Linked DNA regions of Mus musculus: region 1 is linked to region 2. A link is a loop called in an ENCODE intact Hi-C map of the cell type or tissue named here. Cell type or tissue: heart. All regions are shown on one strand. Links, peaks and the distances in the headings refer to the core of each region. The heading gives the core; the rest is flanking DNA. Region 1 holds the start of Tescl (tescalcin-like). Region 2 overlaps Smg9 (smg-9 homolog, nonsense mediated mRNA decay factor (C. elegans)).

Region 1 (15,516 bases), core at 4,691-12,690, 72 kb before region 2:
GGTTGAGGCCCCACAATGGGCCTTCCCACGTTCCTTACATTCCTAAGGGTTTTTTTTTTTTTCAAATCAATATGAACTTTCTGCTAATCAGGTGATAGATACGACCAAAGGTCTTTCCACACTGTACGTTCCTGAGACTTCCTCACGAATATGAAATCACGGAGGAGCAATAAGTTGTAAGAGTTCTTAAAGAACTTTAAGAATTCTTCCCATGATCCTTACTTTCAAAGTGTGTTTTGCCTCTAAATGCCCACTTGGCACAAGCTTTGCGTCACAGCCACCGTCTTCCCACACTCCCTCTTCACAGAGGACTTCACCCCACTAAGGATGCTTTACTGTGAGGTGAGTGCATTCGTTCCTGTACTCTTCTGGATTTGCCTTGGCTCCTCCCGTTATTTCTGAAGGTGGGTGTCTCACGATCAAAGATTTAGTTCAAAACTGTTCCTTTCTGAAGATAACACCTTTCACCTCCTATCTTGACTCCAAATCTGAAAAAGAGAGAAAAAAATATATATCATGTCCTTCATGAGGTAAAAATATCTAGTGGTAAGAGTGAAAACAGAGAGAAGACAGAGTGATAATTGAAATCGGTCCCAATGAGGCAGGTAGCTTGATTAGACTTACCAAAGTCATTGCTGACAGTGAGCCCCAGATGCTGTGATCTTACTGTTTCAGACAGGATCTGTCAAGTGTGCCACAGACTGCACACACCGCCTTTTGATTGATAACTCCAGTCTGTGCTCGTGAACCTAAACCTTCACTCCAAGGCCCTGGCCCCTACCCCAGACTGGCCTTGACAGGAAGCAGCAATATGAGAGCCCTAAAACACAGAAAGCCTGACTTGTCGTCCCAAGAAATCAAGTCTGGCCACACACTCCCAAAATCAAACCCAAAATTGATGAAAAGCAGAAAACAAATTTACTCAAGACAGCTTCATTGGAAACACAAAGGAGGACCCAACGTCCTTAGTGCAGTCGTCAGGTAAATGGACATAATCATTAAAAAAGACCGAAACAGGCCAGGTGTGGCACTGCTCGCCTTTAATCCCAACACGTCAGAGACAGAGACAGGTGGATCCCTGTTAGATCAGGGATAGCCTGGTCTCCTTAGCAAGCTACCCAGGGCTATATACTATGTGAGGGGAAAAAAGGAAGGTTGGAACCAGGGCCAAGAGGTCCACATAATTAAGTGCTCTGGGTCACACTGTGGCTTGACTGGTCATTATTTCTACTCTGATTCTGCAAGGCTCTGGGCATTGTTGTTTGAGGTGATTTGGTTCCCACAAGATGACTGTTTTCCAGTGGCAACCTCCTCATGGGGAGCGCTGCCTAGAAGACTCGAGGTTTAAGAAGGTGACCGGAGACTGCTGGACACCAGAGGTCTCAAACAGCAGACTATAAAAGCAAGCACACAGTAATCTGTCAACAATGTCCCTGGGAAACGTCAAAAAGAAATCCTACCATCTCAGTGTCGTTGGCCTTGAACGGGGAGTTATTGGTGCTGTACGAACACTCTGAGGATGACTCGCCAACAGACACAGCTGAGCAAGACTCTGGCCCAAGGGACAAATGGCTATTTCTGCCTGGTTTTTGTTACCCATTGGTTATCTGTGGGCCCACATGAAAAGTCAACATTGTTTGCAAAAGCAAACTGTCCGTCATCAACTGTGGCTGATCCCTGTCTAACCTAGGTGTTCTAAGGTCTTTGTGTGTGGTGTGGTGTGATGTGGTGTGTGTATGTGTACCTTCATGTCTGTGAGAACAGGCACATAATGTCACAGCACCCACGTGTGTGTGTGTGTGTGTGTGTGTGTGTGTGTGTGTGTGTCTGTGTGCACAAGCGCGCACACGCACATCTTCATGCCTATAAATACCACAGCATGTATGTGGAAGCCAGAGGCCAGTACCAAGTGTCCCTACCTTCTCTCATGTTGGCACAGGGTCTCTTTGCTGTTAGCCTCTGCTATGCCAAGCAAGCAGGCCCTGGAGCTTTAAGGAATTCTTCTGTCTCTGCCTCCCAGGTATCCCTGGAAGCACTATGGTCTGGGGAGCACTGTGATCTCGGGAGCACTATGATTATAGGTGTGCAGTACCATATCTGGCTTTATGTGGGCTCTGGGAATGCAAACTTAGTCCTCATCCTTGCATGAAAGCCCTTTCCCCATGAAGCCATAGTTTCTTTCAGCCAAGAGCCTCCTGGACGTGTTAAATTTAATTTCAGTTTAATGTTTGAATGTCTAACCTATTGTCTGCTTGCTTGTTGGTAGAAACACTCTCTACTTTCTAGTTGGCTGATTTCACAGAGCCCAAAGTGGCTTTTTCATAAGAAACCAATGTGTTTCTCCATACAATGAGATGCTTTTTATTCTACAAGCCAGTCAACCAGCAAGATCATAGATTCTGGTACTGCCCAGAGGACTCTGACAGTGGTAGTGAAACAGTGCTCTCCAGCTCTCTTTCCTTCGGGGATATGCATCCTTCCCACGAACAGAAGTCATCCTATCTGTGTGTGCTCAGATCTGAAGCAAAGATCTGGGGACTGGGGATGAGGCTGAGCCGGTAAAGTGCTTGCCTGCATTCAGAAAGCTGTGAGTTTGGTTCGGAGCAGATGCATCAAGCCTGTGAGTGCATGCCTATGCTCCCAGCACTCAGGAGGTTGAGCCAGGAGGTAGAAGGGCATCCTAGGCAAAACAGTGAGTTCAAGGCCAGCCTAGGATACTTGAGATTTTGACCCCAAAATTTAAATAAACAAACAACAACACAACTGCTTGAAGGAAAGGAAGGAAACAACTGCCCCTCAGGGAACTCAAGCGCCTGTATGCAAATTTATTATTATCTTCACTCATGCATATTCATCAAAGCAGCAGCTTTTAGGGATAATTTAGAACTCCAGGGGGTATTTGGCAGACTACATTTTTAATGTTTTCTCAACTACAATGACAAAAAGAAAATTATTGCAGGAGACTTTTAAAGACTCAGGCTGCTGCTGTGCTAACAACAGGCCTGCAGGAACCAGCAAGTGCTCACATTAGTGTGGAAGGGGCTGGAGATGGGACTTGGAGGCCCAGCACTTGCTCAGCATGCACAAGGCCTAGGGTCAATTCTCATAACTACAAAATGTTAACTAATAAATACAAAATAGGATACAATGGTTTATTTATTTATTTATTTATTTATTTATTTATTTATTTATTGAAACAAAGAAACTAGACTCTCTTATATCAAGTGTTGTAGCTCTTTCAAGGACTGTCAAATGAGCCTGGCCAGGTGTGGTGCATACCTTTAACCCCAGGACTTGAGAGGCAGAAGCAGGTAGATCTCTGTTGAGTTTGAGGCCAGCCTGTCTATATGTCCAGTTCCAGGCAAACTAATGCTACATAAAGAAATCCTCTCTCAAAAACAAAACAAAGATGGAGCCTGCATACAAGTCTGGCCTGCTTAGTGTAGCTCTCCCCCACCTCATCGGAGGAGCTGAAGCAGATAGACTATCACAGAGATCCACGACTGGTCAAAATGCAGGGTATACAGGATCATGGCTGTCCATCTCCAAGTGATACATTTACAACACAACCCCTACACCTGAAGCTCAGAGAGCATTGCAGAAAAGAGGGCAGAAGACAAGGGCACCTGCTTCAAGATAGTGTCTTTTAGATATGACAGGGACACTGCACCCATGATATCTCAACAGCTTTGCTGCCTGAGCAAGACTGGTCCAGTCCCTCCCATCCCCCACCCCTTAACTCTCAAATCCAAGATGTCTTTATTATTGTTATATATGTGTACATAAATACAACAGAGTCCACCAGTGTTGATCATACATATGTATCTGAGTCTAAGGCTGACCACTTGGGATTGGGTAACCTATGGGGGTGAGGAGAGAAGGGGACCTCATCTCAGAAGGAAATGGGTTCTCCTCAACAGCCAGTGATCGCCAGTAGCTCTTCATCTGGGGGAGGGGCCCTGTGGATTCTCTCTCATCCACAGCTGACGTGTTGGCACATGCCTGTAACTCTAGCTCTTGGGAAGTGGGGATGGGAATACAAGGTGACCCTCAACTATCAAGGCCATCTTGGGCTACGACGTGACACTCAAATGCATGCCACAGTGACACCACTAACAAAAAAATAGCTTAACCCTGAGTTAAAGTCATGGCCTGCTTTACCATGGACTGTGCCTTCAAACTCTGAGTCAAACAAGCTCTTCCCCCCTAACGGTGCCTGTTAAGTATTTTGTCCAAGCAACGAGGATACAGCTAGGTTTGACAAACTTTTACTTGTAACGAGCTAGTTTTAACTGCTCAAATCTGCTCTTTCACCAAGCAAGAAGACATTAAGCCTAATGGCATGCTCACAGCATGCCCTGGTACTCTCTTCACCGGGGTCTGTCTGATGCACACAGTGATGAGTTACGAGAGACAATTTCATACACCTGTGCTCTGTACTCTGACCACAGTGACTCCACCCCCTTTCCTCCCTGTTCATTCCCCAGGCTACTTGGCGATTTTACATCCTATGACTTCATGTTATCTATATAAAACTCTAGGATCCACAAATGAGTAGTGTTTCCGTTTCTGGCTTGTTTCTTGTTTTCATGGATGGATAAAATCGACCCCATATATACCACATTTTAACCATTCATTCGTCTGCAGAGGGACACTTGGGCTCGTTCTGTAAGGTGGCAATACTGAGTGATGCTGCACTCTGTGCAGATGTTTGGCATCTACGTGGTCCTCTGGGTGTACATCCATAGCTGGGTCATCTTACACGCGTTCTCACGACCGGCCAGGAAGAACACAACAAACCGGAATCTTCTGCGGCAAAAGCTTTATTGCTTACATCTTCAGGAGCCAGAGAGCAAGAGAGCAAGAGCTCTATTGCTTACATCTTCAGGAGCCAGAGCGCAAGAGAGCAAGAGCTCTATTGCTTACATCTTTAGGAGCAAGAGAGCAAGAGCCAGAGCAAGAGAGAGAATGGCGAAACCCCATCCCCTTTAAGGAGAATTATCCTCCGCCTAGGACGTGTCACTCCCTGATTGGCTGCAGCCCATCGGCCGAGTTGTCGACTCGGTGAAGGCAGAGCACATGGAGTGGAGAACTACCCTTGGCACATGCGCAGATTATTTGTTTACCACTTAGAACACAGGATGTCAGCGCCATCTTGTAACGGCGAGTGTGAGGGCGGCTTCCCACAGGGTCATATGATGGTTCTAGTTCTAGGCTTTCCAGAAACCTCTCTATATTGACTCCATAGAAGCTGAACGAATTTACATCCCTACCAGTCATCGTGTGTACATATTTCCTTCCCTCGCGCCCCTGCATCCTACCCACCATTTATTTTATTGATAGCCATTGCGCCTTGCATGAGATAGATGGGCAAAGGATGCTTACGATTTTCGTGTTTACTGGCCATTGGTACATTTATGTTCTATTCATTCTATTTTTTTGACACAGAGTCTCACTGTGTGAGCTCTGGCCTGCCAGAAACTCACTCAATAGACCAGGCTGGCCTCAAACTCACAGAGATCTGCCTGCCTGCCTCTGCCTCCTGAGTGCTGGGATTCAAGGCAAGCACAGCCACGCCCCGCTCATCTCTTTTGATCATCTTTATTCTTTGAGATGAAATCCATCAAGTCCCATGTACCCTGTAGCTGCTGCAAGAGTCTGCCGGATTCAAGGGGCAGCTTCTCCAGTGTGGGTGTGGCAGCCCGCCGGTCACTGGCATAAGACCGTGGCTTCTAGATTCAGGAAGCTGACTTGCATCTTCACCTCCAATTCGAGGCTCTTCCAGGTCTTGACGAAGTCCTCGAAGGTGATGCCCTCATACTGCTGGCCCGCCATCAGCGGCTGGTCCGACGCCCTGGCCGCCTCCTTCAAGGCGCCCTGGGCGATGGCATTGGCGACGGAGCGCACAGTGTCTCTCTCCACTTGCGGGTGCGCCGACAGCAGGCTCTCCACCACCCGGCGGTACTCCTGCAGGGTAATGATCCCATCGCCGTCCTGGTCGTACATGTTGAAGAGGAACCGCATCTTGTCCTTGCGGTTCTGCTCCGCCTCCTCTTTGTTGAGACTGGGCCGCAGCGGCCGGAAGTAGGAGATGATGGTCAGGAAGTCCTGGAAGGTGATCTCCTCCGCCAGACCGCTGGTCCCTTTGCCCAGGTTCCGGTTGTCGAAGAAGGCGCGGACGATCCTGGAGCGGATCGGATTGAACTCCAAGTCCAGGATGTTGTCGAAGCTCTCTGGCTGTAGGGTGGGCTGGTCCCCGCTCAGCAGCCTGAACCTCTGGTGCAGCTGCTTGATCTGCTCCCAGCTGAAGTCGCACTTGTTCAACACCTCCTGGATGTGCGCCCACCATAAGTCGGTCCTGCTCTCGCGCTCCCACTCCTCCTTGGACGAAAGGGAGGCGCCCATGGTGCCCCGTGTGCTCGGAACGACCTCAGGCGCTCAGTGGAAGGGTTCGGGCTTCCTGGTCGGTCTCACCTTGCTGCCGTTCTGATTTATTAGGTCATCAAAGCAACCTCTGTTAGGGCAGGTCCGTCACAATCCCCGAAGGCTCTTTCCTCTCCAAATTCAGTGAAATGAAGCATATTGAAATAAATATTATATATGTGTTGTATATTACGCATTGCGTATTATAGATTGCATATTATATATTATGTTACATGTTACATCTATTATGTGTCATATGTTTATTATATATTTTATACATTATATAATTTTATATATATGAAAAGAGAGAGCACGCTTTGGTTTTCCTAGGACAACCAAAGATACGTGTCTTTGTCTTACAAAAGATGCTAAAATGGCCAGTGATGCCAACATTCAGGAGGTAGGGGCAGGAGAATCTCTGTGAGTTTGAGCACAACATGATCTGCACAGTTGAGTTCCAAGTCATTCAAGGGAAGGATGGAGAGGGGAGGGGAGGGGAGGGGAGGGGAGGGGAGGGGAGGAGAGGAGAGAGGATAGGAGGGGAGAGTAGAGGAGGGGAGAGGAGAAGGAAGGAGGGGAGGGGAGGGGAGGGGAGGGGAGAGCTCAGAGAAGCTCACCAAGATGCCAAGCCTTCATTTCCTAAAGGAACAGAGGAGTTCAGCCTTCTTGGAAAAGACTGACACACAGCTAGCTCACTCCAGTTACTTTATTCAAACATCATACAAGGTTAATTGGAGCTGGGAAGGGTTTCAGCTACCAAAGTTAACTTACTCTTGCTGCCCTTGAGAGCAGACATCCCACACAAATCTCAGTCCCGTTTCACCATGGCTAGCCATAATCACAAGTAAGAACTCCATGTTTGCCCAGGAGTGTCTTAGGACCAAGGTTGTGCAGCTGCAAGCTCTCATGTCATGCCAAGTACAGACTTTCCAGGGAGACATCTCTTCAGGGTTCAAATAGTCACAAAACAATTTCTCAGCCTCTACTCACTAATCCAAACATAGCAATGGCTTTGCTAAACAGTTCACTCAAACCCAGACACAAAGGCTTTACTATACATCCACTCAAAGCCACACACAAAGGCTCTACTATACAGACCCCTACATGGGAAGGGAGAGTTTACTCTGCTTACACTTCCTTCCATATCATACCCCATCAGCAGGCTCTCGAACTAGGACCCAAACGACAATGACAGTGCATGACTCCCATTCGGAACTCTGCCTTCCAGGCAGGATGTGGCCGTCCATGTCTGGGAATCAGAGAAGCTGTGATGACCTGCAGGAGACTCTCACAAGGCACGGCTACTATCATTCTCTTGTCGGTAGATGGGAGGAGCATTGGATGCATAGGAGCACAGCAACCCTCTCCCTCCTGCTCCATACACAGTGGAAGCAGAGTGGGCAGCAGGTCGACCTGAGAGGAAACTCCAGGGATGCATCTCTTGCCAGTCATCACCCTCGCTGCTCAAGTGAATCCTCAGGCATACTCCGATAATTTCAATAAGTTCCTTCAGTGGTTTTTTTTGTTTTTTGTTTTTTGTTTTTGTTTTTGTTGTTTTTTTTGTTTTTGTTTTTGTTTTTGTTTTGTTTTTTTTTTTTTTGGTTCTTTTGTGGTATTCTCCATTGGAGTGAACACAAATAGACTCCCTAGGGAGTCACACTGTAGTCATTCGGGTCCTGGGCTGTTCCTGGAGCTCACTTCAGCTCTCTGCCTAGGAAGTGAGATGGTAGGGACCTGAGAAAGCGGTGGCATCTGTCCTTGTCTATATAGTGAAAGGACAGGATAGGTGCAGAGAGTGGGAGGGAGGGCATAAAAGCAGACTGACTGCAGAACACAGCTGGGGTCTCCCTGGCTCCTAGGTCAGAATCTCCTGACACACCCCCCCCCCCAGTCCCATCATCTCTTCATATGGTCCTGAACTCTCCTCTCCTCTAATTAGCATACTACACATCTACCACATCTACCAGCTGGGAGAGTGCCTGCCTAGCACAAAGCCCTCGGTTTGAACCCCAGCACCCCAGAAACTGTGCATGGTGGTGCATGCCTGTAATCCAGGGTAGAAAGAATTATGAGTGCAAAGCCATTCTTAGCTACCTAGTGTTTTCAAGACCAGTTTGGGCTCATGAGACGCTGTCATTAGTCCTTCACTAATCCCGCTAATCTGGAAGTGTGGTTTAAGATTTATTGTGGCCAGCAGGTGGCGACAAAGTGTCTTGTGTATTACACGGAGAAAGCTGGCTTTCTGCTTCCACTTCAAAAGGATTCAGCTTTTAGCAACTAAAGGCCTCTTTCCTAAGTTGTCCAAAAAGATCCTGCCTTCTTCATGCTTTCTCACCAGACACAGGGGATCCTCCCTCAAGTTCCTAATGGTACCTAACATGAACTTTATTTGATATTTCTTGTTTTAAGATTCTTTTTTAAACCGGGCAGTGGTGGCACATGCCTTTAATCCCAGCACTTGGGAGGCAGAGGCAGGTGGATTTCTGAGTTCAAGGCCAGCCTGGTCTACAGAGTGAGTTCCAGGACAGCCAGGGCTACACAGAGAAACCCTGTCTTGGAAAAAAAAAAAAAGGAAAGAAAGAAAGAAAAAAAAAGATTCTTTTTGAGACAGGGTAGCCCTAGCTGTCCTGGGACTAGCTCTGTAGACCAGGCTGGCCTTGAACCCACAGAGATCCACCCACTTCTGCCTCCCCAGTGCTGGGATTAAAGGTGTGCGCACAGCCATACCCAACTGCTGTATTCCTTCCTTTTACTTAAGGGGTTGTGTCTGTGTGTGTTACAAGTACAGTTTCCAAAGATGCCTGAAGAAGGTTTAGGTTCCTCTGAAGCTGGAGGTACAGGCGATTGTGATGTGGGGGCTGGGAACCAAACTCAGGTCCTCTAGAAGAGCAGCCCGTGCTCTAACCATGGAGCCACCTCTCTAGTCTTTGGTATTTTATACTGGTTTTAAAAACTAGCTATGAATTTATTTTTTTATGTGTACCTGTGTTCTGCTTGTGTGTGTGTCTATGTACATGCATGCCTGGTACCCACAGAGGTCAGAAGAAGGCATTAGATCCATTGAACTGGAGTTACAGACAGTTGTGAGATGCCATGTGGATGCTGAGAATTGAACTCAGGTCCTCTGGAAGAGCAGCCCGTGCTCTTAACCGCTGAACTACATCTCCAGCCCCACTGGCTTTGTTGTGAGACTGGGTTTCAACGCAGGGAACTCCTGACCCTCCTATCTCCACATCCTGAGAACTGCGCTTGTAGACATGGCGCCACCACACCCAGCACACTGGGTAATTGTTCCCTGCACCAGACCGGAAATTTAAATCCACGAGTCTTTTTGCTTGTTGCAAATTGCCGCATGTTAATGAACATGCAATTACCATTAAGAATGACAAAACATGCAAGTGGGTGGAATGTGCAGAGCACAGCTGCGATGGCTGCTGACGTTTCCTCAGTGTAAAAATAAACTATTACTATAACCCTGCGACCTGTTACCTGGACACTTAAGTTGTTAAAATTCCAAGATAAAATACCAACTCTATTTCACACCTGTCAAGTTGTTGCAAAGTCAGATATGGCACAGACTAGTGATTTCAACACTCTGGAGGTAAAGATGGTAGGGGTCAGGAGTTCAAGACTAGCCTTAGCTTTATAGGGAGACTGGGGCTAGCCTGGGCTATATGAGCTCCTGCTGCAAAACCCACCTCATCAACTCCATCCATTAAGAAGAAGAAAAGTTATCAAGATGAGAATGTGGGAAGCTGTTGCAGTAGGAGGTGAAAGAGTCTCGAAAGCTGTCTCGTTTTGTTGCATTTATCTTTTGTTTGGGAGGTGTGTGCATGTGCGTGCATGGACACACGTCTGTATGTTCATGGAGGGAAGTGCCTTTACCCATCAAGCCATCTCTCTGCCTGAAAATTGCTGCTTTAGCTGACAGTATCACCTCCCAATAATATTTCAACTGTTGTCCCCGAGCCTTTAGCACATGACTTTTGGGGAACTCCTAAGATCATGCCATCACCTGAGCCTGCGATGTGGACTGAGACATTCTCCAGCCCGGCAGCCAACCCTGAGAGCTTTAGTGTCTCTGTAGGTCACGGGGTGTAAGCTCAGGTTACACTTGAAATAGGTTTATTTTATTTATTATTTTATTTATTTAAGTGTAGCCATGGCTGGCCTACTATTCACTATGTAGACCAAGGCTGGCCTCAAACTCACTGAGATTTGCCTGCTACTGCCTCCCAAGTGCTGGGATTAAAAATATACACCACCACACCAGGCGGCGGCGGCGGCGGCTGCTGCTTCTTCTTCTTCTTCTTCTTCTTCTTCTTCTTCTTCTTCTTCTTCTTCTTCTCCTTCTTCATTTTATGTCTTCTTCTTCTTCTTCTTCTTCTTCTTCTTCTTCTTCTTCTTCTTCTTCTTCTTCTTCTTCTTCTTCTTCTTCTTCTTCTTCTTCTCCTTCTTCATTTTATGTATTTTGTTTGTGCACCACGTGCATGCAGTACCCACGGAGGCCAGAAGAGGGAGTCAGATTCCCTGAAACTGTAAAGACACATGGTCATGAGCTGTCATGTAGATGCTGGGATGGAAGCCCATTTTGGAAAAATAAACAGTACTGTGAGCCATTGAACCATCTCTCCAGCTCCATTTAAAAAAAAGAAAAAGAAAAGAAAAAGCCCAAAAGATAAAGATGAGTAGAGGATGGGGTGGGCACTGTGATTTCACACCAAGTTCTTTCCAGGGGATCTAAGTCAGTGGTGGAAGTCCATCATCCCAGCATTTGGAAGTCTGGGGCTTAGGTGATCATGGGACAGCAGCCAACCTGGGCAAATTTCAGGCCAGCCTGGACTACAAGATGAGACTCTTTCTCAAAAGAAAAAGAAAGAGGCAGGAGGATTTCTGAGTTCGAGGCCAGCCTGGTCTACAGAGTGAGTTCCAGGACAGCCAGGGCTACACAGAGAAACCCTGTCTCGAAAAACCAAAAAGGAAAAAAAAAAAAAAAAAAAGGAAAAGAAAAGAAAAAGAAAAAAGTCTGAGGATTGGCGAGATAGCTCAGGTCAGATTGTTAGCCCTGGAGCCCTGACTCTGGACCTGGCACTATGTTAAAAGGGAGGGTGGTGGTGCACATTTATAATTCCCCCCCCCCCAGGGGAAGGGCATCTCACTCCCGGCACTCACTAGCCAGCCTGCCCGACAGTGAGCTCCAGATTCAGGGAAAGAGTCTGCCTTTTGGGGGGTTTGTTTTTATATTTATTTTTTTCTATTCTTTTACATTTATTTATTGTGTGGGTATGCAGGAGGGAGCCAGTTATTCCCTTCTCTCACGTCAGGTCTTGGGAAGGAAGTCAGGCTATCAGGCTTGGTGATCGGTTTTTACCTGCTCAGCCATCTCACCAGCCTGAGAGAGTCTGCTCTTGAAATCAAGGTGCGTGAGCCAGGCGTGGTGGCAACGTGAGTTCTAGGCCAGCCTGGTTCACATAGTGAAATCCTGTCTCAGCAATCAAACAAAATAAGGTGTGGGGGGCCTGAAAAGGAAAGATTCCAGCAGGTAACTCCTGGGCTCTGTGTACACATATACATATGGTGCACACGCACATGCATGCACATTTTTCAGAAAGAAAGACTCTTGATGATGTCAGAGCCCTTGGATACAGCTCCATCAAATGAGGGTCTACATGTCTCACAGGAGACTCCCCTGGGGTACACTGAACCTAGTGTTGAAACTAAAGCACACTTTGACTTTACCCTTACTTAGTCCAGTTTCTTCTCTTCCCTCCAGAAGGTGTTGGTCTCAGAGTCTTGCCAATTCATCAACTACCTCATAGTCTACTTCCCAGGAGTGCCTGCACTGCAACAACAAAGATGGTATTTTCATGTGTTGCTGTAAGAAAACACTTGAGGCTGTGCACCTTACATAGAAGAAAGGTTTATTTGCCCCAAAATGCTGGTAGATGAGAGATCCAGGATAGCACAAAAGTCCTGCCAAGCACCCCCTACCCACCCCCAGCAATCCTATCTGTGTCACAGTATGATGGAGAAGCAGAAGCGTGTGGAGTAACCTTGCCATAATACTGTCATACTCCCGTAAGAACTAAACCAGTATCACAGGAACTGACTCACTCGGAGCATCGACAGTGTGAGTCCATTCATCAGGGTGGAATCCCCACGACGTAAGTTATTTCCACCTGCCCTGCCTCTTGAGATTAATATCACTTCATCAGCACCACCCCTTAAGCGAGCCTGAAGAGGAGGAGATAAAGTTTGCACTTGTAATAGTGTACAACACCCCAAGCAAAGACCTTTCGTTGTATATCCAAGAGAATTCTGCAGAGGCTCCTAGTAGACATCTGTGCACCTACGTTCATCCACTAGAGGTGGCATATGGAAACAACTCACGTGGCCATTGATGGATGGGCAAAGGAAAAGTGGTAGGCCCATACAGTGGAATATTATTCAGTCTTTAAGAAGAAGAAAGCCAGGTGTGGTGGTAATCCCAGCAATCCTTGGGAGACAAGAGGGTCATCAGTTCTGAGATCTTTGTGTCAAGACACAACGTTTGTGAGTCTCAAGACAACCAGTGCTACACAGAGAGTTCCAGGACAGCCAGGGAAACATACAGAAACCCTGTCTCAAAAAAAAAAAAAAATAAAACAAACAACAATAGCAAAAATTCAAAAAGAAAAACAAGGCTATTGTACAGGGGTTGGAACTTGAGAATACTAGGCTAAGTGAAAAGAGCCGGTCAGAAAAGGAGAAGGAACCCACAGTTCCGCCTGTGTAAGGCTTGCAGTAGAATCTTGGGCACAGAAATAAAGTAGGAGACCACCTGACGGGTACTTCCGGTTTCCTAACCGGTGCTTCTGGTTTCCGGTCTTCTCCCAGATCTCAGATGTCAGAAGCTTCATCTTTAGGTTTATATTGAATGATAGTGACAGTGGAGCCTTTGAGAGTAATGAGGCTGAGATGAGGTCACCAGATGGGTCCCCATGGTGGTATCAATGATTTTCTGAAGAAAAACAGGGCTGGGGGATGTAGTTTAGTTGGTAGAGTGCTAGCCTGGCATGCATCACACCCTGGGTTCGACCCTCAACACTGCATATGGCAGGTGTGATACCTTATGCATCTTTGATGTGGAGGCAGGAATATCAGAAGTTCAAGGTCAACCTTGGCTACATAGCAGATTTGAGGCCAGCCTAGGCTATATGAGATCTCAAGAAAATAAAAAACAGGGCTAGAGAGATGGCTCAGTGGTTTAGAGCACTTACTATTCTTGCAGAAAACCCAGGTTCTGTTCCCAGCACCCACATGATGGCTCACAACCCTCTGTAACTCTGGTTTCAGGGGCTCCAAAGCTGTCTTCTGGCCCCTGAGGCACCACATATGCACATGTGGTGCACATACATCCTTTCAGGCAAATACTTGTATTATATACATACATACATATACATATATATATGAATATACATATAGACATACAAAAATATCTGTGTATATACATATAATGTGTGTGTGTGTGTGTGTGTGTGTGAGAGAGAGAGAGAGAGAGAGAGAGAGAGAGAGAGAGAGAGAGAGAGAAGAGAGTATAGATGGCTCAGCAAGTTAAGGGCTTGCTGTGCAAGCATGAAGACCAAAGATCAACTCCCAAGCGCCTTTATAAAAAGCTGGACATGGTAGCCAGGCACCGTGGTGGGACGTGGTATCAAGATCCTGTAATACATCCTTGGGGATATGGAGACAGGAGGATTCCGGAGGAAGGAACAGTTAGAGACCTTTCGTCAAAGTTGTAAGATGAGGAACAGTGAGATGACTCAGCCAGTAAACACACTTGCCAGACAAGACTAGTGAGCTGTGTTCGATCCCAGACTCCACATAGAGACAAAAAGAGACAGTGGATGCCGCTACTGACCCACACATGCGCAGTGGCATGGATGTGCCCACACCCATCACACATGCACACACTAACAAGAATAAGATGGAGAACAATGACTGGGACAGTATCAACCTCTGGTCTCTGTGTGTATGCACACATGTGTGCGCTTGTACCCACATACATGCGAGCATGTATACATGCATAACACAGGCAAAAAGTAAAGGGAGGCACCTTACCTGTCTCACCATGTGCTTCACTCACCATCTTAAGCCACATTGAGAGGGGTTCCACCAAGCCCTGTTCTTAGATTTCCCAGGCTCCACAATCACCCGCTAAAGCAACCTCTACGCTTTGTAAATTATCCAGCCTGTGGCAAGGCACCAGGGCCTTGGGGGAGTGAGGGTAAAAGAAGTGGAATTTGCCTAATAGGCCTGGAATCCCCCCTTTGCAACACGGAATCTTCCAAATATTGTTGGTTTGTACAACAGTGTGAACATATGTATACCACTGCACTAAATTTTTAAAAATTAAAATATGCTCCGAGGAGGAAATATTGACAAGCCAAGCCGAGTGTGTGATAATAACAAAAGAAAATATTGGCGCACAGCATACATAACTTGGTTTCCAATGAGGCATTAAGCCAAGTCCTCGAAAACTAATCTCACGGCAGATGACACATGGGGACAGAGATTGGCTGGGTGAAATGACACGTGACTTGGGGGCTAATTTTTGAAAGATCATTACAGTTACCACATGTTAAATTAATGGCATCATCTGAAATTAGGCATACTAACTATTTTTCAGTTATTGGGTCACAAAGACATTTTGGTTAATGAGCCATTTGAAAACCATTGCTTGGAGCAGCCTATCATGGCAGTGCACACCTTTAATCACAGCGCTCAGGAGGCAGAGACAGGAGAGTCTCTGTAAGTTCAGGGCCAGCCAGGGCTAAATTGTGAGTGAGACCTGAACTAAATTTTAAAACACTGCTTGGGTGGAGGTGCCAAGATGATTCAGTGGGTAAAGGTGCTTGCTGCCAAATCTAATGACCTGAGTTACAGCCCCAAAACCCACATGGCGGAAAGGAAGAATCAAGTCACTCAAGATATTCTCTGGCTTCCACACATATTCGTGGCTGCAAGTGTGAGCATGTGCACACGTGCACACACGTGTGTGGACGCGCGTGCACACACACACACATATATTTAAATACATGCATACATACATAC
Region 2 (8,000 bases), core at 1-8,000:
TCTCTCTCTCTCTCTCTCTCTCTCTCTCTCTCTCTCTCTCTCTGTCTCTCTGTCTGTCTGTCTCTCTCTCTCTCTCTCTCTCTCATCCATCCATTACTTAGATGCCCCGCCTCATGAGCTCAGCTGTCACCCCCACCCTCAGCCTCCATCCTGCAGGTCTTCCCTCAGAGCTGTCCTTGCCAAAGCACTTTGTTCATCCTGGGGTTGTACCGAGCCTATGAACCAATGGAGTGAGCGGGGTTTCAGGAGATACAGGTCCGCTGAGGGTCCAGAGTAACCTCAGGCATAAGCAGGCCTGAAGCTTAGGCCTTGCCCCTCTGACTAGGGGTCTGTCTAGGAAAGTCCGTTAGCCCATGAGAGCAGGGCCGGGCCAAGGCTTGGCAATCAGGGTAGCAAGGATCCCAGTGGCTCCCACAGAGCAGGCATCTGCCACGTGTCAGCTGTCCTACTGGGTAATACATAGGCTGTATACTAGTCCTATGAGGGTGGGACTCCTGCCCCACCCCCACACTTGAACAGATAGGAGTAGGTTACCAGTTACTTAGATTACTGCTCTGCTGCTGGGATGTGTCCCCACCCCATCTGCAAAGCTCCAAGCCCTCACTCCTTCCCATGGGGCTGGTCCAGCAGAGGAGGCTGTTGGGAGTGGTGAGGATGTCAGACTGGAGTCAGGTAGCCGGGTTCTATATGGGTTTCTCAGCCTCATGGGCGTGGTACCAGCATCTGGGTATGTAGGTACTTTTCCTTTACAACCTACTTTTAATAAGTGTCCAACCTCTCCTCTTGTCCACCACCCAGCAGAGGCAGTGGAAGAGAAAAGTTATTAGGCTATGGGGGAAGTGGACCTGCTCAGCAATAGTTCTTTGGGGGCGAGCTCAATCTTCTTTGTCATCAGTTCAGTCCCATAGCAAACACCAAATACAGCTCAGCAGCTGCAGACACCAAAGTCCTCCCGGCAGGCAGACACCAAGCACAAACCAGCAGCTGTAGTTCAATCCTGAGGAAACTGCAAGGTTGGCCAATCAGCCTGAGGGGAGACTACAGAAGCAGCAAGCTGCCGCAGGAACCTCACGAGCCTGCGTTTCTCTCAGTGGTGGAGGCGTTACCACAAGTGGAGGTCAACAACGCAATATAAAGCAAATCAATACAATCGTGCCTTAGCGAAGAATAGCGAGGCAGAACCAATGCTCAGTGCTCGTCCCACAGTCTATAGGGTCATAGCTACACTCCTCCATCGTGAGTCCTTTCACATCTTTGCTGTATCAAAATGTCCTTTCACCTGGGTCTGCTTCAGGAAAACATTCTTTCCCATGTCTGCTTTAGCAAGACATCCTTTCACACATCCTTTGTGTCCCCCAGCAAAACATCATTTGACATAACTGACTTTCCAAACAACCCAGAAGTTTCCCCTTCATGGGTAGGGTGGGGAGGCACCATGGAGGCCGTCTAGACAAACAGCTGCGTTCCCTCTCCTCAGGATGGCAGCGAAGACCCCAGCACTAACGTCATGCAGAAAACCCCCATCATCCTCTCAAAGCCCCCAGCTGAGCGGGTGAGTGTGGAGGACCTCAGGAGGGAGGCGGGAGGAGGGGGTGATAGGAGGTCTCCCGAGTGCCCGGCAACCTTCTCACCCCACAGTCAAAGCAGCCGCCACCTAGTACAGCGCCAGCTGCACCGCCAGCCCCGGCCCCACTGGAGAAACCCATTGTGCTCATGAAGCCACGTGAGGAGGGGAAGGGGCCTGTGGCTGGAACAGGGGCTTCCACCCCTGAAGGTACTGCGCCCCCGCCCCCCACGGCCCCTGCACCACCCAAGGGAGAGAAGGAGGGGCAGAGACCCACACAGCCTGTGTACCAGATTCAAAACCGGGGCATGGGCACTGCTGCCCCAACTGCCATGGACCGTGAGTGAACCCCACAGGCTGGGCAGGGACCAGCTCCTGCCTCCCGGAGACCCTCACTGTCCTGTCTCCTCTCTCCATCCAGCTGTGGTGGGCCAGGCTAAGCTCCTGCCCCCAGAGCGCATGAAGCACAGCATCAAGCTGGTAGACGACCAGATGAACTGGTGTGACAGTGCCATTGAGGTAGGCTCCCCAGGCCCCGCACCTCCGTCCACACCCCTCCAGAACAGAACGGCCCTCGGGACCTGAGGGGGTCTCATCAGTCAGGCCTGAATTTCATCCAGCTTAGAGGGCTGGTAGTTGAGAGTCATGGTTTGTTGATAGTGTGAGGGGCGGTGAGCATTGACCCCGGGGCCTTGTGCTTGCTAGGTGAGTTTTCCATTCTGAGCTACAGCCCCAGACTGTTTCTTACTCTTGGTTCAGAAGTGGGGTCTTACTAAGTTGCCTGGGCTACCTTGAACTGCCTGTCTTCCTGCCTCTGCCTCCTAAATAGCTTGGATGGCAGGCCTGTGACACCAGGGCAGGTTGAAACCCTGATTGCTCTGACATCTCTTGGTAAACATCCCTGCTACCCTATACCCCAGAACTCCTGTGCCTTTGCACACCAGAGGAAGGTCCTGAGCCTGCTCCTACACTCCTAGATCTAGCCCCATGCTGTCTTCACAGTGCCAACCAGAGGCTCCTTCCCAGCAGCCCTTGCTCTAGTTAGAGCCTTACATTGCTAGGCCCGCACACCTGTGCTCTGCTCAGGGCTTTTCCACAGTTGCGCATGCTCTGGAAGGACTGCCCCTCTCACCTCTTAGCCCCAGCCTGTTAGTGCTACACACCAGGTCTGTGTGTTACCTGGCCCTGCCTGCTTGCTCCACAGTGGCCCTTTTCTGCAGTGATAAAGTGGCTTGTTTGAGCTACCTAGTGTGGCAACCTCCTCCACTGTGCAGGGCTACTGAGCAAGTCCTTGTCATTGTAACTCCCTGGGGCTGAAGACAGAGTTGTCAGTTTTGTTTCAGTTTAATGAAGTGAAATAGCCACATGGAATCCACCTACCACAGTGAACACCCAGTCCTGAGTAGTTTGGCTTTAAGGTACAGGGGCTCATTAAACCCTGGCCCGAGGCCTTTTTTTATTTTATTTTTTCCTGAGTCCCTCTGGTGATTCTGGAGAAGTGCCAGCAAATCAGTTGGCTTTTGGAAGAGACTCCTCCGCCCCCTAGTGGTAAAGATCAGCAGAGCTGGTGGCCCCAAGGCAAAGGTCTCAGGTGTTTAAAGCTCCAGACACAGTTCCTTTCTCTAATCTCCTGCCCAGATCTTACAGTGTTAGCCTCGGTGTGGCCCTGTGCAGTCAGGCTGTGTGACTGTAGACACCCTTCCACTTCTCAACCACAGGAGGCTTTCTCACTCAGCTTTTCCAGACTCTAGGGCGGGGGTTCAGAGCCTTACACATGAACCTGCCACAACACGGCCCTTTGTCCAGATGAAGGGAGTGAGACTGGCCAAGTGGGTGGGTGAGCCTACCAAAGGGGCCTGACCATGCCTGTCAGGCTTGTGAGGCTCATGTTCCCCATTGCCCCCCAGTACCTGCTGGATCAGACGGACGTGTTAGTGGTCGGTGTCTTAGGCCTCCAGGGGACAGGCAAGTCCATGGTCATGTCACTGCTGTCTGCAAACACTCCAGAGGAAGACCAGAGGTGAGGGGCATTGGGCAGGGCTGGAGGAGGCCGGGAGAGCAGGGGAAGGTGGCCGCCCGTGGGGAGGACGGACTGGGTATCAGAACTGCAGGGCTCCAAGTGGCTTCCCCTGCCTGGCCTCACCTTCAGAGACAGGAAGAGTGTGGGCTAGCTGAGTCTAGCTCCCAGCCAGGAAGGGGAATAAAGTCACTAAGGCTTTGAAAGATGGTGGCTGCCGCAGGCTTGGTGCCAGATCTCCTCTGGTTGACTTCAGCTCCTACTATTCGAGTACATTTATCTTGTCATATTTTAATGCCTCTGGGTGTCGTACCTGTAAGAATGTCTGTGTGCTACCTGTGTGCTCGGTGCCTGGGAAAAGGCTTCGGATCTGGAACTGCTGTCACAGATGGTGGGAGCCTCCTTTTAGGTGCTGGAAATTGAATCTGGTCCTGGGGAAAGCAGCCAGTGTTCTCAACTCCTGAGCCATCTCGCCAGCCCCTCCCTCAAGTGGAGTTTGAAAGAATGAAGCAGATGCCGGGTGTGGTGGCGCACGCCTTTAATCCCAGCACTTGGGAAGCAGAGGCAGGCAAATTTCTGAGTTCGAGGCCAGCCTGGTCTACAGAGGGAGTTCCAGGACAGCCAGGGCTATATCAAAAAAACTAAAAAAAAAAAGAAAAAGAAAAGAAAAGAATGAAGCAGCTGGCACAGAGCCAAAAAGTTAAGGGTGCCTGGTGATCTGGGAGGTAGGGCAAGGAGAGCCATCTGGTGGGGGCGGATTCTGCACCAGCCCCGGGCCTCCTACGTTTCTGCCTGTGGGGAAGGAGTAGAGAGGATGCCCTGGCCTGTGCGCGGGTCTTGAGTCGGGAGAGGTGTGATGGAGATAAATGGTAGCGTTAGAGGAGAGGTTAAGGAGGAGGGCCTGGAGAGCTGTGTCCTGGCCCGGGCACAGACAGGGAAGCCTGGCCCTCCCACAGACAAGCTCTCCAGATACAAGTGGGACAAGTGACCCCTGTATGTGTGCATCACACATTAACTAAGCCCTACACCCGTACCACAGAGTGACCTGACACACAGCCTAAGTCACATGCCCTGTCTCTCCCTGTCATGCACATGGTCACACACGTGTCCACCAGGCTCTCCCTACCATCTCCTGAAGGCTGACTCAACCCAATGCCTCTCTCTGGACGCCACCCCCTCTCCCCTACACATCCGAGCAGGAGCAGGGAGGGCAGGGAGGAAAAGACCAAAGGAAGACTCAGAATATGGGCTGGGGTGGGGAGTGTCTTAGGGTTACTGTTGCTATGTTGAACTATGATCAAGAGCAAGTTGAGGAGGAAAGGGTTTAGTTATTTGACTTACACTTCCACATCGTAACTCATCACTGAAGGAAGGCAGTCAAACAGCCAGAACCTGGAGGCGGGAGCTGAATCGCAGAGCACCTCTATGAAGAGGTGCTGCTCACTGGCTGCTCACTGGCCTGCTCAGCTTGTTTTCTTATAGAACCCAGGGCTACCAGCCCAGAGATGGCACCACCTACAATGGGCTGGGCCCTCCACATCAATCACTCATTATGAAAATGCCTTACAGCAGCCGTTCTCTGAGTCTCAACTGTTTCAGGGGTTGAACGACCTTCTTTAACATGTTATGATTCATAACAGTAGCAAAATTGCAGTAATGAAGTAGCAGTAAAAGTAATTTTATGGTTGGAGTCACCGCAATATGAGAAGGTATGTTAAAGGGTCACAGCATTAGAAAGGTAGAGAAGCACTGCCCTGTGGCATGCCTGCAGCCTGGTCTTATGGAGACGTTTTCTCAATTGAGGTTCTCTCTCAGATGACTTTAGCATGTGTCAAGTTGACATAAAACCAGCCATCACAATTGACCCCTTGTCAGCTTGACAACAAACATCACTGTTAAACCACGACTGTTCTTTCTTATTGATCCCCAAGATCATATTAAAAACATAATTAACTTAAAAGTCCCACCATCTTTACAAATCCAAACACATTAAAAGTTAAGTCCCTTTAAAATATCCATCTCCTTAAAAATTCAAAATCTCTTAAAAGTTGAGAATCTCAACTGTGGGCTCCTGTGAAAATCAAATTGAGTTAAATACTTTATTTCAAGAGGGAAGGACCAGGGCACACTCTGAATCAGATGCGAACGGCAGGATGAATAATTCAGTGTACAGTGTCTGGGGTTCACTCACATCCTCTGAGCTCCACCAAAGGCCTGCGTAACTTCTCCAGCACTGCCCTCTACAGCACACAGTGTGGCTTCTAGGCTCTGGCTGACTCCACTCCACTGCTGTTTTTGGTGGTCATGCCGTGGTACTCGCTGGGATCTTCTACAGTGGGGCTGCACTTTCACCATAGGCTCTCTCTCTTCAGAGCACCAAGCCTCAACTTCTTTGCATGATACCTTCAGTTCTGGGCCTTCAACTGTCACTGAGGCTGCACCTTCACCCATGGCCTCTCCTGGCCCCTCACAGTGCTAAGCCTCAGCTGGTCTCCATGACCCCTTCATGCCTTCAAGGCCAGTACCCCCGGGGTGTTGATTCTTGCATTACCAAGTTTGGCACCAGTGCAAGGTACAACCTCGGCCACCCCTGGAACGCACCTCTGTGTGCTGACTCTTAGGAAGTATTTCCCAGAGAATTTCACCTCAGGGATTCCGGTTTCTTCTTAATCATGGCTAGTTTCTCAGCTCCAGCCAACCAGCATCAACCGTCCCAGTAAGCAAAGGTTTCACTTCAGTGATGCTGGTCTCTCGTTAATCACAGCTAATTCTTCAGCCCCAGCTGACCATAGCCACAGAATTTTAATTCAAAACAAAAACATTGGCCCCAGTAGAGTCTTTCTACTTCCCTCTGAAACTTCCCAAGCCAGGCCTCCATCCCTTGCACTGATCTCAGCATCCTCATCTGTCCAGCTCCCCAGGAGCCCACTGAGGGCGCAGTGTAGCTGACGAAAATATTTCATCTCAGTTAGAGGCTTCTAACCTGCCTTTGATCATTCCGTCCCCAGATAAAAGACACACACTTTTATTATTTACAATAGCCTTTATCAGCACTAAAGCTAGGCCGATATCTACCCTCTAAGCTATTAAAATCTATTTCCTATCAATACCCCAAGTTGTTATGTTTCATCTGAGCTGTTCTTAACCCCACTTGGCCAGTCCTCAGGGCCATGCTTTCTTGACTCCTACCCCATGGCTTGCATCTTCTGTCCTACCTTCCTTTCTATCTCTCCCCGTGGTCTCCTCTTACACCAAGCGAACCACCCACCCTCCTCACTTCATTACCCCTACCCCCACCTCCCCACCCCGCTTATCTCAATTCTGCTCATCTATAGGCTGTAGGCATTTTTATTCACCAATCAGAAATAACTTGGAGGCAAGGTCATGTAGGTCACTTGGGTCTGTGTGTGGACTCTCTTGTCTCTAGGGCAACCAGACCTTGGGGGCCCACACCTAGCATTACAATACATAGCAACAGACCAAACCTCAACACTGGCATTTGTAGTCCAAAATTCCAGAGTCCTTCCACAGTCTTTCCCCAAAACATGGTCATGTCTGTCATAGCAATACCCCACTATCCTGGTACCAATTTATCTTAATCAGGGTTTCTATTGCTGTAATAAAACACCATAACCAAAGCAAGCTGGGAGGAAAGGGTTTATTTGGTCTCCACATCGGTGTTAATCGTTGAAGGAAGCCAGGGCAGGAACCTAGAGCAGGAGCTGCTGCAGAAGCCATGGAGTAGGGCTGCTTACTGGCTTGCTCAGCCTGCTTTTCTATGGCCATGAGCCCACAGTGGACTAGGCCCTCCCCCATTTTAAACATGCCTTGTGTGCTTGTTTGCAGCCTGATCTTTTTTTTTTAATTTATGTATTTGTGTGTTTATTCATTTATTTATTATATGTAAGTACACTGTAGCTGTCCTCAGATACTCCAGAAGAGGGCATCAGATTTCGTTAAGGATGGTTGTGAGCCAGCATGTGGTTGCTGGGATTTGAACTCAGGACCTTCGGAAGAGCAGTCGGCACTTTTAACCACTGAACCATCTCGCCAGCCCTACAGGCTGATCTAATGGAAGCAGTTTCTCAGTTGAGTTCCCCTCCAGACACAGTAAGGGCCAAGCTGTCTCCAGGAGCTAGGGCTCGGCTTTCCACAAAGGGTGCCCTCGTGGCACAGATGAGTGTTCCGAGCCACAGTTTTATTGTTGTTGGATTTATTGAGGGGTAGGGGTTGTGTTTCATTTCTTTAAGACAGGGTCTCCCTACGTAGCCTAGGCTGGCTTCTGTGCCACAGTCCCTCTGCTTCACTGTCAAGTTTTTCTTCTAGGGAAAGAGTCCATGGACGTCTCAGGGCCTGGTGGAAACCCAGAAAAGGTTAGGGAGCCCTGTTGCCTTGGCCTGGGGCTAAGAGGTCCCTCTG

Evidence for each region. Hi-C counts contacts between places; a loop is a spot of excess contacts. Peaks named below come from ENCODE experiments on the same cell type or tissue, not always from the same donor. Only the 100,000 strongest peaks of a DNase experiment are listed, where the experiment ranks them.
Region 1: it touches region 2 in a loop (9-fold over the local background); 6 of 42 quality-filtered maps call a loop at or near these places.

What each region holds. Positions count from the first base shown.
Region 1 is chr7:24,327,494-24,343,009 of GRCm38, forward strand. Tescl (tescalcin-like) reads right to left here and starts at 6,472. Exons shown (of 1, transcript NM_001163810.1): 1 at 5,587-6,472. The coding sequence starts at 6,405. The coding sequence ends at 5,710. It also overlaps the pseudogene Gm17982. In heart, for the core only: a CTCF peak has its summit at 8,612 (motif pointing right); no DNase peak of the experiment used is centred there; H3K4me3 peaks cover 779 bases; H3K27me3 peaks cover 2,669 bases.
Region 2 is chr7:24,404,050-24,412,049 of GRCm38, forward strand. Smg9 (smg-9 homolog, nonsense mediated mRNA decay factor (C. elegans)) reads left to right here. Exons shown (of 14, transcript NM_028047.2): 3 at 1,478-1,552; 4 at 1,639-1,903; 5 at 1,986-2,083; 6 at 3,472-3,584. Among named protein-coding and RNA genes, the nearest start is that of Smg9, 8.4 kb to the left of the region's middle. In heart, for the core only: CTCF peaks have their summits at 3,118 (motif pointing left) and 3,324; DNase peaks (open chromatin) are centred at 2,742 and 3,092.